2 separate regions of the Homo sapiens genome follow, and region 1 is linked to region 2. The links are chromatin loops, found by intact Hi-C in ENCODE. Cell type or tissue: endothelial cell of umbilical vein. All regions are shown on one strand.

Evidence for each region. A loop is a pair of places that touch in the nucleus more often than their neighbours do. Peaks named below come from ENCODE experiments on the same cell type or tissue, not always from the same donor. Only the 100,000 strongest peaks of a DNase experiment are listed, where the experiment ranks them.
Region 1: a loop joins it to region 2, with 4 times the contacts of the local background. A loop is called at or near these places in 10 of 110 quality-filtered maps.

The regions. Positions count from the first base shown.
Region 1 is chr2:162,033,900-162,038,899 of GRCh38, forward strand. DPP4 (dipeptidyl peptidase 4) reads right to left here. Exons shown (of 26, transcript NM_001935.4): 8 at 4,403-4,523; 9 at 1,265-1,425. Among named protein-coding and RNA genes, the nearest start is that of DPP4, 38 kb to the right of the region's middle. In endothelial cell of umbilical vein, no CTCF peak of the experiment used is centred here; a DNase peak (open chromatin) is centred at 2,972.
Region 2 is chr2:162,111,781-162,116,780 of GRCh38, forward strand. LOC101929532 (a long non-coding RNA gene) reads left to right here and starts at 2,661. Exons shown (of 4, transcript NR_110255.1): 1 at 2,661-2,752. RefSeq lists a silencer at 699-993. In endothelial cell of umbilical vein, no CTCF peak of the experiment used is centred here; DNase peaks (open chromatin) are centred at 2,041 and 2,711; H3K27ac peaks cover 1,340 bases.

The DNA.
Region 1 (5,000 bases), 78 kb before region 2:
TATATAAAACTTGAAGGTCCAAAGCACTTCTGTTTAAATAATGAATGTTTATATCTTTATAATTTATCACTTTGTGCAAGCAAGGATAAACCTCTTAAAATCAACTTTATTATTTGCAAATATACCCTGTCTCCCTGAGACCAAAAGTCTTTGATGCCTGTCAGTATGAAGAACACCTTGGGTTCTGCCAAAGACACCATCCACCAGAAAAATCAGTTTACCTGAGTCAACGGTGTCAATTAGGAAGCCATCATTTCCACTCTAAATTCAGGTTCACTATGTTGGAGCTTTACAATCAATATTATGACTGAAACCTATAAAACCTTTTTAAATATACACATAGATCTTCGATTGACAGATTAGTTAGAAATAATATGATATTTTTAGTGAGAACACTTTATGGAGTTTTTTTTGTATGTGCCAGTTTCGCTCATCAAAAAATAACATTCCACTGAAAACACATCTCCATATTTAGTCTCTGATCTTTTTTTTTCTTTTAACTTCCTCTGTCTTCCTAAAATGGCAGCTCTTCATAAAGCAAATTGAGTGAGTTGGTAAAAATAAAAATCCCCTTTTCCAAATTTCTTACAGAAAAAACACTTTACTATTAGATTCTCCTGCAGACAATACTGTAGCCATTATTATTACGGTACTAGTGAAGAATTCCTGGTTCCCTTCTAAACCCCATCTCACCCGGCTTACGCTGCTTAACAAAGCTCCTCAATTTTAGTAAACACGCAACCCTGACGAGGAGAACAGCTTTGAAAACCAAGACGTGACACTATTATTCCAAATGTAGGACATGAAAAATTTACATTAGTGCCAAATCTATAATAGAACCACTAAAACTAGTCATGTATCCCGTTAACTAGTAATACAATCTGATATATAACTGAGCTTTGCAACTTCGTCGAGGGCACAATCCAACTTCTACAAATGAGACGAGCTTCTAATTCAATTATAGCCTCTCTTTTCCTCCATTCAAGCATTTTCATTCCCCTTATCTCTTTCTAAAGCATTTTCCCCATTTTTTCTGCTTGTCATTCCTCAAAGTTTTTGGAGAAATTACAAAACCTTAAATCACACTCTTTCCTGGGATAATAAAAATACTTTAAAATTGCCAGATGCTGTTGACTTCAGCAAGAGTAATCACAGCAAGCTGTTGAAGAGAGACTGACAATATTTTCATTAGCAAGAAGGGATTAAATGAAACCATTCTCTTCCCATCAAATCATGGAACCACTGTACAAACAGGAGCACAGACCTTTGGATATGGAACCCGTACAGTCTTTGGGTACTGCAGTGACTCATCAGAGTAGAAGGAGTATTCAATAAGTGGGACTTCTGTGTCGTTAAATTGGGCATATGCTAAAAAAGTGCCGTTTGGAGACCACCACAGAGCAGAGTAGGCACTGAAGACTTCCTCTGAAAAAAGACACAAATTGTTCTGTTACAAGAAGTAGCTGATAAATTGGCTTTGGCATTCAAAATATTGTTCTCATTAGCTTTAGTAATTACAGTAGAGTTCAACTAATGAACCACTTTGCATTTGCTGGGCTTCCAAAATCAGAGTAATACAAATGAATAAAAATAAAATCTTCAAGGATATATCTGGATTGTAAAAATAAGTAACCCGTTGGACCATTTTAGAATATTTTAGCATGCAATATTTAATATAAGCTCTACATTTTTTTCTTTATCTTATAATCCTCTAAATTTATGCCTCAAAACATACTAAAAGTAAATTTCACACAGGAGGCTGATTCTCCTTTCTAATTTTCAAACAGTCAACATGCCAGCATACTCTCCCCAACTGGGCTCAGTTTGTACTGAGCCCGCAGGGTACTGGTGGGTGGTGTGTAGCTCCAGGCTATCAAACCAATATGGTGCCCAGAGTTTACTACTCTTGGCACAAACAAGGTGTGGGAAGGATAGATTTAGAATGGCAAGGAACTCCATTGAGACCCCTACTGAGAAACATCTCCTTGCCCAGCCCAGAAACTGAAAACTCCCTTAGATTAACACACTGCTCTGGTGTATATGCTGATGGGTAAGAGAAGAGGGTCAAAGAGGGAGGCAAATAAAAGACCAGATCTTGCTTTCCAGTACATTGTCGGGCTTCTTCTCAATCTCTGGCAAAGATAGCTCTTCCCTATGATTATTATGGGGTCTATACATGAGATATTCAATCACTGGCTCTTAATATGTTGAAAACTCCTTCACCAACCGGGAATGGAGGAATTAAGTGGACTGGGTGGAGACGCCTAGATATTCCACAAGTCTCATGTAAGTGTAAATGTAAAAGCAAAAGCATAGAAACTAGAATCTTAGGGTTGGGAAATCATGCATTCTAATCAGTTTTCAGATGCCTGATACCTCCTTTCAAGTTACTTCCAAATGCTTTTTTTCAACAACAAGAATAATAGCAAAAATAATTACTGTAATAAAATGTAATAATAATTATTGTGATGAGCAGCTGACATTCAATGAGTGCTAACTATGCGCCAGGTATTGATAAGCAATTGACATCTATCATCTCAGTTAAGGCTCACAATAACCCATTGTATTGATAAAGTGAGACAAGCTTGAAGAGGATCAGAAATTTGTCTAGGATCACATGGCTAAGAATTGGTAGAATCAAAAACCAACCCAAATCTCCTTTGACTCATGCTTTTCATCTCAGTGCTATACTGCCCTTTCCTGCCTCTATTTTAGTATTTCCAGTAATAGAAAACCTACTTCCGGGTTAAGCAGCCTATTCTTCCTTTGACTGCCTCATATCTATATCACTGATCTATACACTCTTATGTAGCAATTTAGAATTTACAAAACATATCATATTTAGTCTCTGGGTGGTGATTCATAGCTCATTGCACAAAGAAGGAAACTGAGGCATGGAGCAATCCAGTGAATTGCCTGAGACAAGAACTAGAACCCAGCCCTTATGACTCCAAGTCATGGTTTCTATTATAGTAAGAACTTGTTCATATACTGAGTTGACTTCTCATTCTTTGCAACTTTTACCCATTGATTCTGGTCTATAACACAGCTGCAATTACATAAAATCAATATAATCAGACCAAGATTTTGTTTTTTAGAATTACTTGTAAGTGTAATTAGCAGGTAGTGATGTTTGTCTTGAATTAGTGGTTATTTGGAATGCAGGACATATTTTTCTGTATTGACAATGTAGTAATTTCCTTCTAGGAACTGAAGCTATTAGAGAGGCCCAAATTGGAGCTGTGAAGCTGTTCTGCATGTGAATGGCCTAGTCGTGAACATGCAAAAGACTCCCTCCAGCAATTATCTACTTTAGAAAGAATGAAAGTGTTAGCTGCCCTCTTATCTTCCAGAGGGCCAGCTGTTTCTGAGAGAGGGTCACAGCTTTGGAAAGAGGCCACTCTTGTCAAGGATCCTGGAGGCTGGGTTGTGCTGTCCAAGGGTTAAAGAATCTCTAAGTAGCTAGTGCTAGTAAATTTCATTGTAAGTTTTAGTCAAGCACTTATTTCTAGGACATGAAAAGTTATCTTTCTTTTAATGTGATTTGTTGTTGTTGTTATAATGAGTCAACTAAACTTGACTTGGACTTGGTAAGAACTAAAATTAAGTCATGAAGAAAAATTATTTTTTTAAACTACAAAGAAGAAAAAAATAATACGATGAAATACAGATAAGTCTTTCTAATAAGTATGAGGAAACCTTGTGAACAGTTTGGAGCAGCCTCAAAATGCCTTTTATCTTGGCAAATACAGACACAAAAAATGTTTTTCTAATATTTTCTAAGTTTCTAAAATGTGTTCCTAATAGTTTCGACAACTCTGTATCCTAAAAGGGAGAATATTCCTTTTTAACTTTTTTAGTTTTATTAGTCACTTTTTCCTAAGCCTTTCTAATTGCTTTTTTATTCTTAAAAACAGGAAATCATAATTTGTCCAAGTTCAAATAAATACAAATCCTCTATAAAATAGGCATTTTCTTCCCCTGTACTCTCCAACCTGTATATATTATTTTATCATCTTCTCAATGTGATGGGATTATTTAGCTTTCCTTAGTAACTTTCGGGTTAGGTAGGCTTAATTAGAGAAATATCTGATGTTAATCTGGAGGCTTTTATGTTCCAGTAAAGGCAGAAAAGGTCTACCTACACAGAAAAGCCCTTTGTATCAATATAACAGAGACAAGAGGAGTATTGTCAGGCAATGAGGACAGAGGAGTGCTAGGAATAGTTAAATTCTTGGTCAAGGAGACATCTGGTGCTGTGAGTTCTAAGAGAAATCTGATGACATTTTAAACAATGAAACTTTTTTTCAATCTCATTTAAATTTTCCCATTGCAAAAGAAACATTTAACTATTTTAAAAGCTTATAGATTTTCTGATTTGAAAAAGCTTTAAAGTTTCTACCTTCATAAACCCAGTCAGTTATTCCATTATATATTATATCTTCTTTCCCCGTCCATGTGATTCTGTAACTTGGTAAATTTGGTTCAATTTTAACATAAATGTCATTGTTCCAAACATATGCCTAGAAGGAAAAAAAACAAGCATTGATATCTATAATACATGTCATATTTTTATCCCGGAATTGTAGAAACACTTATCTATTGCAAATGTAAGGATTACCATAGTCAAATATTCCATTCAAACAGGAAGAGTCATTTACTCCTTCCCTCTCATTCTTAAATTACAAGTGTACAGCCTATAATCCCAAAATAATCCTAAAACCATTAATAATGTGTTAAAAATGAGAAGTACATAACTACCACTATTTGAATGCTAAAGTATATGAGAAGACCGAGAAGGCTGACCACTTCTACAGGATGATATATGCTTGTATATTTCTTTATTGGGAGAGTGAGTAGAGAGAAGGCAGTTGCATTCTGGAAGAGAGAAGTTCAGCTGCAGACAAACATTAGATCCTGGGCAATAACACTATGTTCTATAGTGAAGTATTGAGTTCCTAAGATGTCTGCTTTGTATCAGGGTTAGTAACTTCTGCCTA
Region 2 (5,000 bases):
GCTGCATGACTTTGGGCTAGGTTGTAAGAAGCCTTGCAGCTTCTGGCTTGGTCTCTGTGCTCCAGAAAAACTTGGAAGACATCTGACTACCTGAGATTGCCTTGCTTAGGGAAGCCGAAGTTGGCCAGGTGCATAGGCCATATGCACAGAGAGAGAGAGAGAGAAAGAAATGGTCTAGACAGCTCCAGATGTTCCTAGCCATCCCAGCTGCGGGCACACAAAACAACTTGGATGTCCAGACCAGTCAAGCCTTCATATGCCTCTAGCCCCAACCACTATATCTTTGTCACTACATGAGCAATGCCAAGTTGGAACTGTCCAGCTGAGTCCAGTCAACTCACTGAAAGAGCATAATGAATTGTAGTTTTAAGGCATTGAGTTCTGAGGCGGTTTGTTACACAGAAACAGAAAATCAAAACACTGCTTCACTTCTATGTCTTCAGCACCTGGCATGAGGCTGGTGTACTTGGTATATTGTAAACACTTGAAAAACATTTGTTACATAAGTAAATAAACTTACAAGATTACTTGCACACACAAATAATATGTGTATAATTGTGAAATTTCCTTATAATTAAAATGCTAAGAAAATAACTCACTTTCTAGTTTGTTATTTCTTGTTTTTCTCAGTTTCATTTTCCACTGGACTGACTGGGTCAATAAACATTGAGTTGGTATTTGTACAAACACAGTAGAGCCAAATGTCATAACTGGCTGAAATTTTTCCTTTCTTCAGAGAGTCCCACTTCTTTGATGATCTAGGCAATGTGTTACAGGAAGGTCCAGTGCAGAGCGAAGTCTCAGCAATTATTACCATTTCTTGTTGTTCAGACTTCTTGCTGCAGGAGCCTCAGTGTTTGCACAATCACACTGCACAACTTCCAGGGAGATTTCTGCACATCTGACGCATCACCTAAAATAAAGAACATTCTATGCCACTCAATATCAAAGTCTCTTTAGATGTTAGCTCAGGCCCTGAGATGCGCTCTGTCATGTTGGAGAGGGCACCCCTTCCACTCTGAACTTGTACCATCTTGCCCCAACCATTGAGAAATGTGGCAACCATAAGCAAACCTTAGAACTCCCACAAACAATTCCCATCAACACAAATCTCATTCCGAGGGAAAATTTTTGTAGAAATTACAAACACCAACTTGAGACTTCTATAAAAACGACATGAAACACATTGGAAATGGTAGGCCTACGTAGGTTACTGCCAAATTTCTAATTCACAAAGTGGTGTGCTCTTCTCAGGGTTGTTACGGAGGCCTGGCCACTTGCTGTGTACAATGGGAGATTCCTGGAGAGGCTCTTTCTCACTTTAACTTTTTTTCTAACTAATCTAATTCTGATTTCAGCTTTCAACATTTCAGTACTTAGATTATTCACTTTAAACGGGCAACCCATGGGCTCTTTTCTCTGTTCTCCCAGAAACTGTGGGAGCTGAGTGGCTTTCCATAATATGCGCTACTTGGTCTCACCCTGAAGCAGAGAAGACTTTGCCTTGTACAACTTCAAAAGGCCCTTTGATAAGTTATGTTTGGCTTCTTACTTAAATATAGAGCAATCCAGCTTATTATCACTTCCAGTTTGTTTTTAAAATAAATTCTTTCTTTATCACACCCTCAAATCCATCTAAAGAATGTTTAAGTTCTGTTTAAACAATTAAGAAAAGCCACCCAAGGTATTAGCTGCAACAAGGGTGAGACTTGTGGTGTGATGCAATGTCTTACAGTGTCCCCTCTGCTCCAGAGTCTTGTCCCTTAGTCTTAAAATTCAGAATATTCAGTTATCTGGCCACCTATGGGGTCTTACTGCATGCATGAGCCAGATCATGACAGGCTAATTCTGAATGGTCAAACCCAGCAGGCTCCTCGGTGAAACAATGGGCCAACCTGAATCATTTGCAATGAATGAAGAACTAGATCAAACTCCAGAGCAACTGCTGCTAATAGGGATACTCTGTCATCCACAGAATATTTATTGTTATTAAGCCTCATATTAGCGTTCCTTCATGTGTAGTTTGAGAAGTGCTGATTTAGACAAAATGGATTGAAACAACATTGTTAGTCTCCACTTTAAAGATTCAGCTGAGTGTCAGCTGCTCCAGGGAGCCTTGTCTGACCCTAGAGCAGTTTATCTCTATGACACCACTATTGTGCAATGCAGTGCTGTGGTTACATGTCTCTGTTCCCCCACTGCATTGCTTTCTCCTGTTCTCCTTGAATACACTAATCACAAGTTTGGCTTTGAAGAGTTCATGAATGGATGCATGAATGAATGAATGAATGAATGAATGAATGAATGAATGAAAGAAAGAGTGAATGCAGTGTCAGATGTGTAATATTGGAAAAGCACTGGCCACAATGGTAGCTGTAGAACTCCAGAACTTCTCCTGAGTAATAGTTATAGTATTATCCCTTTTGCAAGGTTGTTGAGGAGTAAAACAATGAGATAATCTGTATTATTTTATTTAGCAAATGTATAATTGAGTGTCTACTTGGAGCAAAATACTGTAAAAATATTCCAAAGTGCTTTAAAAATGATACTGTTTCTCTTTATTTTATAATAGAATTTGGTTGGCCAATTTCTCTAACTGTACATACACTACTAGGCAGGGTGGCTTTCCATTGTTCTCTAACATCCTGTTTTTAGATTTTCTTGCTAGGAATTCACATTTCCTCATAACTCACTTTTATTACTACTTTGTAATACTATAGCAGTATGAACGGTCCTGTAGGGAGCCTGAACTGTGAGTATTTTGATAACCTTTCTTTATGGTCATGCTTGGTTTAATTTGGACATGATTCAGGAAAAAGAAAAGAGAAAAAAAAAACAGAAAAAACAACACTGCAGATTTGTTTTTTTTTTTTTTAATAATTCAACATAATCCTTTAAGGATGCAATGCTATTTTATTTTAATTTTTTATTTTATTTTTTATTATGCTTGGTGTGTTTAATTAGAGTGGTTTGGATACAGAAAACAAGTTTGATAGAAATTTGAATTTAAGTTTGTTTGGCAATTGGATACCAAAGAGAAATGTAAGAAATATTTTCAAAATTTGAGAACATTTTGGTTCTTAAAAACTACATATTATGTAAGTTAATGTTTACATGGCTTTGAAATGGTACAGGCACTAATGTATGACTGAAAGGAAAACTTAGAGAAAAAGGCATCTTCACTTAGGAACAGCTGAATTTGGGAACTAACAAGAGCAAAGCAAATAATTCAGTAAGTTGTTGCATGGAATAAATTTACTATGGTAAAAAACACCATTTACTTTGAGAACATTCCGATATTTTTCAAAATAACTCATAACATCATTTTGTATAATGGATGAGTTTCTTTTAGTGGTCATGGTTTCATAATTTGTAAAACCTAAAAAATGTCTAACCTTCTAGTTAGTTTTCATTTTTGTACTTCTTTTAGAAGTACAAAATTCTATGCTATGACATATTAATTTGCTATGGGTTGAGTGTGCTAAATTCCAAGAGATATGGCTTCCAAAGGCACTCAGATAAGCAGGCAGAAAGGACAGAGTCATTGAATCCCAACAGTTATTTAAGTCTAATGGAGCGTATGCGATCACAGCTTGGATTGTGGTTCTGAACCAATGAAAAGGTTGAGTTTCAAAACTATGAAGTTTGAGCCTCAGACTCATTTTCATAGAAACCCTGATGTAAATGATACATAAATTCCCAATTTAATGGGTATGGTTGCTGGAAGGGTAACCCCAAATCTGAAGTTGGGGACAAGTCTCATTGGTGATGACTGTATTTGAAGGGTTGCTTGTGGTATTGAGTGAGTGGTCTCTGTGGTCCTCATGGAGCTGCACAGCCTCATGTGGAGGACCATGAAGGTTCGATACTGGAAAAGGTGTCTAAGGCAGCAGCTGCTTCAGGCAGCAGAAGGCTGCAGAGGGAGAGTTTTGGGGTCTGTTGCTAGGGTGTTGTGGTGGTTGTAGTCCAGAGACTTGGAGCAACACTGGGGAGGACTCAGATGGTATTAGAAGACATGCTTCTGGGAGATGCTGCCATGTCAGAGACAAGGCAGGTGTGACTGGTCTGCATATCCTTCATAAGTCCTGTCTCTAAGTCATGCATTTCTAGTTACTTGGCTGAGTAACAAATGACCCCAAATCTAGAGGTGCAAAACAACCTTTTATTATGTTCATGGATTCTTTGGACAGGGCACAGGGAGGGCAGCTTTTTTGTGTGAGGCCAGGAGCCATATGCAGAAGACTCAAAGGCTGGGGCTGGAATCATCTGAATGCTTGCTCACTCACATGTCTGGGGGTGCTTCTGGCTGTTGCTGAGGGTATTTCTAGGACTATTGCTGTGGACTGAATGTTCGTGTCTCCCACAGATTCATATGTTCAAATCTAATCCACAGTGGGATGGCATTTGGAGGTGGAGCCTCTGGCATATCATTAGGTCTGGAGCAAGGAACACTCATTAATGGGGTTAGTACCCTTATAAGAAGAGGTCAGAGAGCTAGCTCATCCTCTTTCCACCATCTGAGGACACAGCCAAATGTGGCTGTCTGTAAACCAGTAAGAGATCCCTCACTAAAACCTGACCCTGCTAGCACCATGATCTTGGAATTTCAGCCTCCAGAACTGTAGGAATAAATGTTTGTTGTTTGAGACACCCAGTTATGGTATTTTGTTAGAACTGTCCAAGTTAACTAAGCAGCTGTCAAGTGGAATAGCTACACATAACTCTTCCATTTGGGCTGGGCTTCCTGTCAACATGGTGGCTGATTTTCAAAGATAAGCATCTTAAACAGGGCTTGCTTTATGGATTTGTGTCCTGTGTAGTTACACAAGACTCACACACAGAAGAGGGCTCTGTGCTTGCCACTGTTTTGAAAGAAGAGGCTGCTCATTTTCATTTTCTCCTGGGTTCCACAAATTTTATCACTGGTCCAGATTATGACAGAGAGAGAGAGAGAGAGAGAGGAGAAAGATAGAGGGGGGTGGGGAGAGGAACTAGTCAGA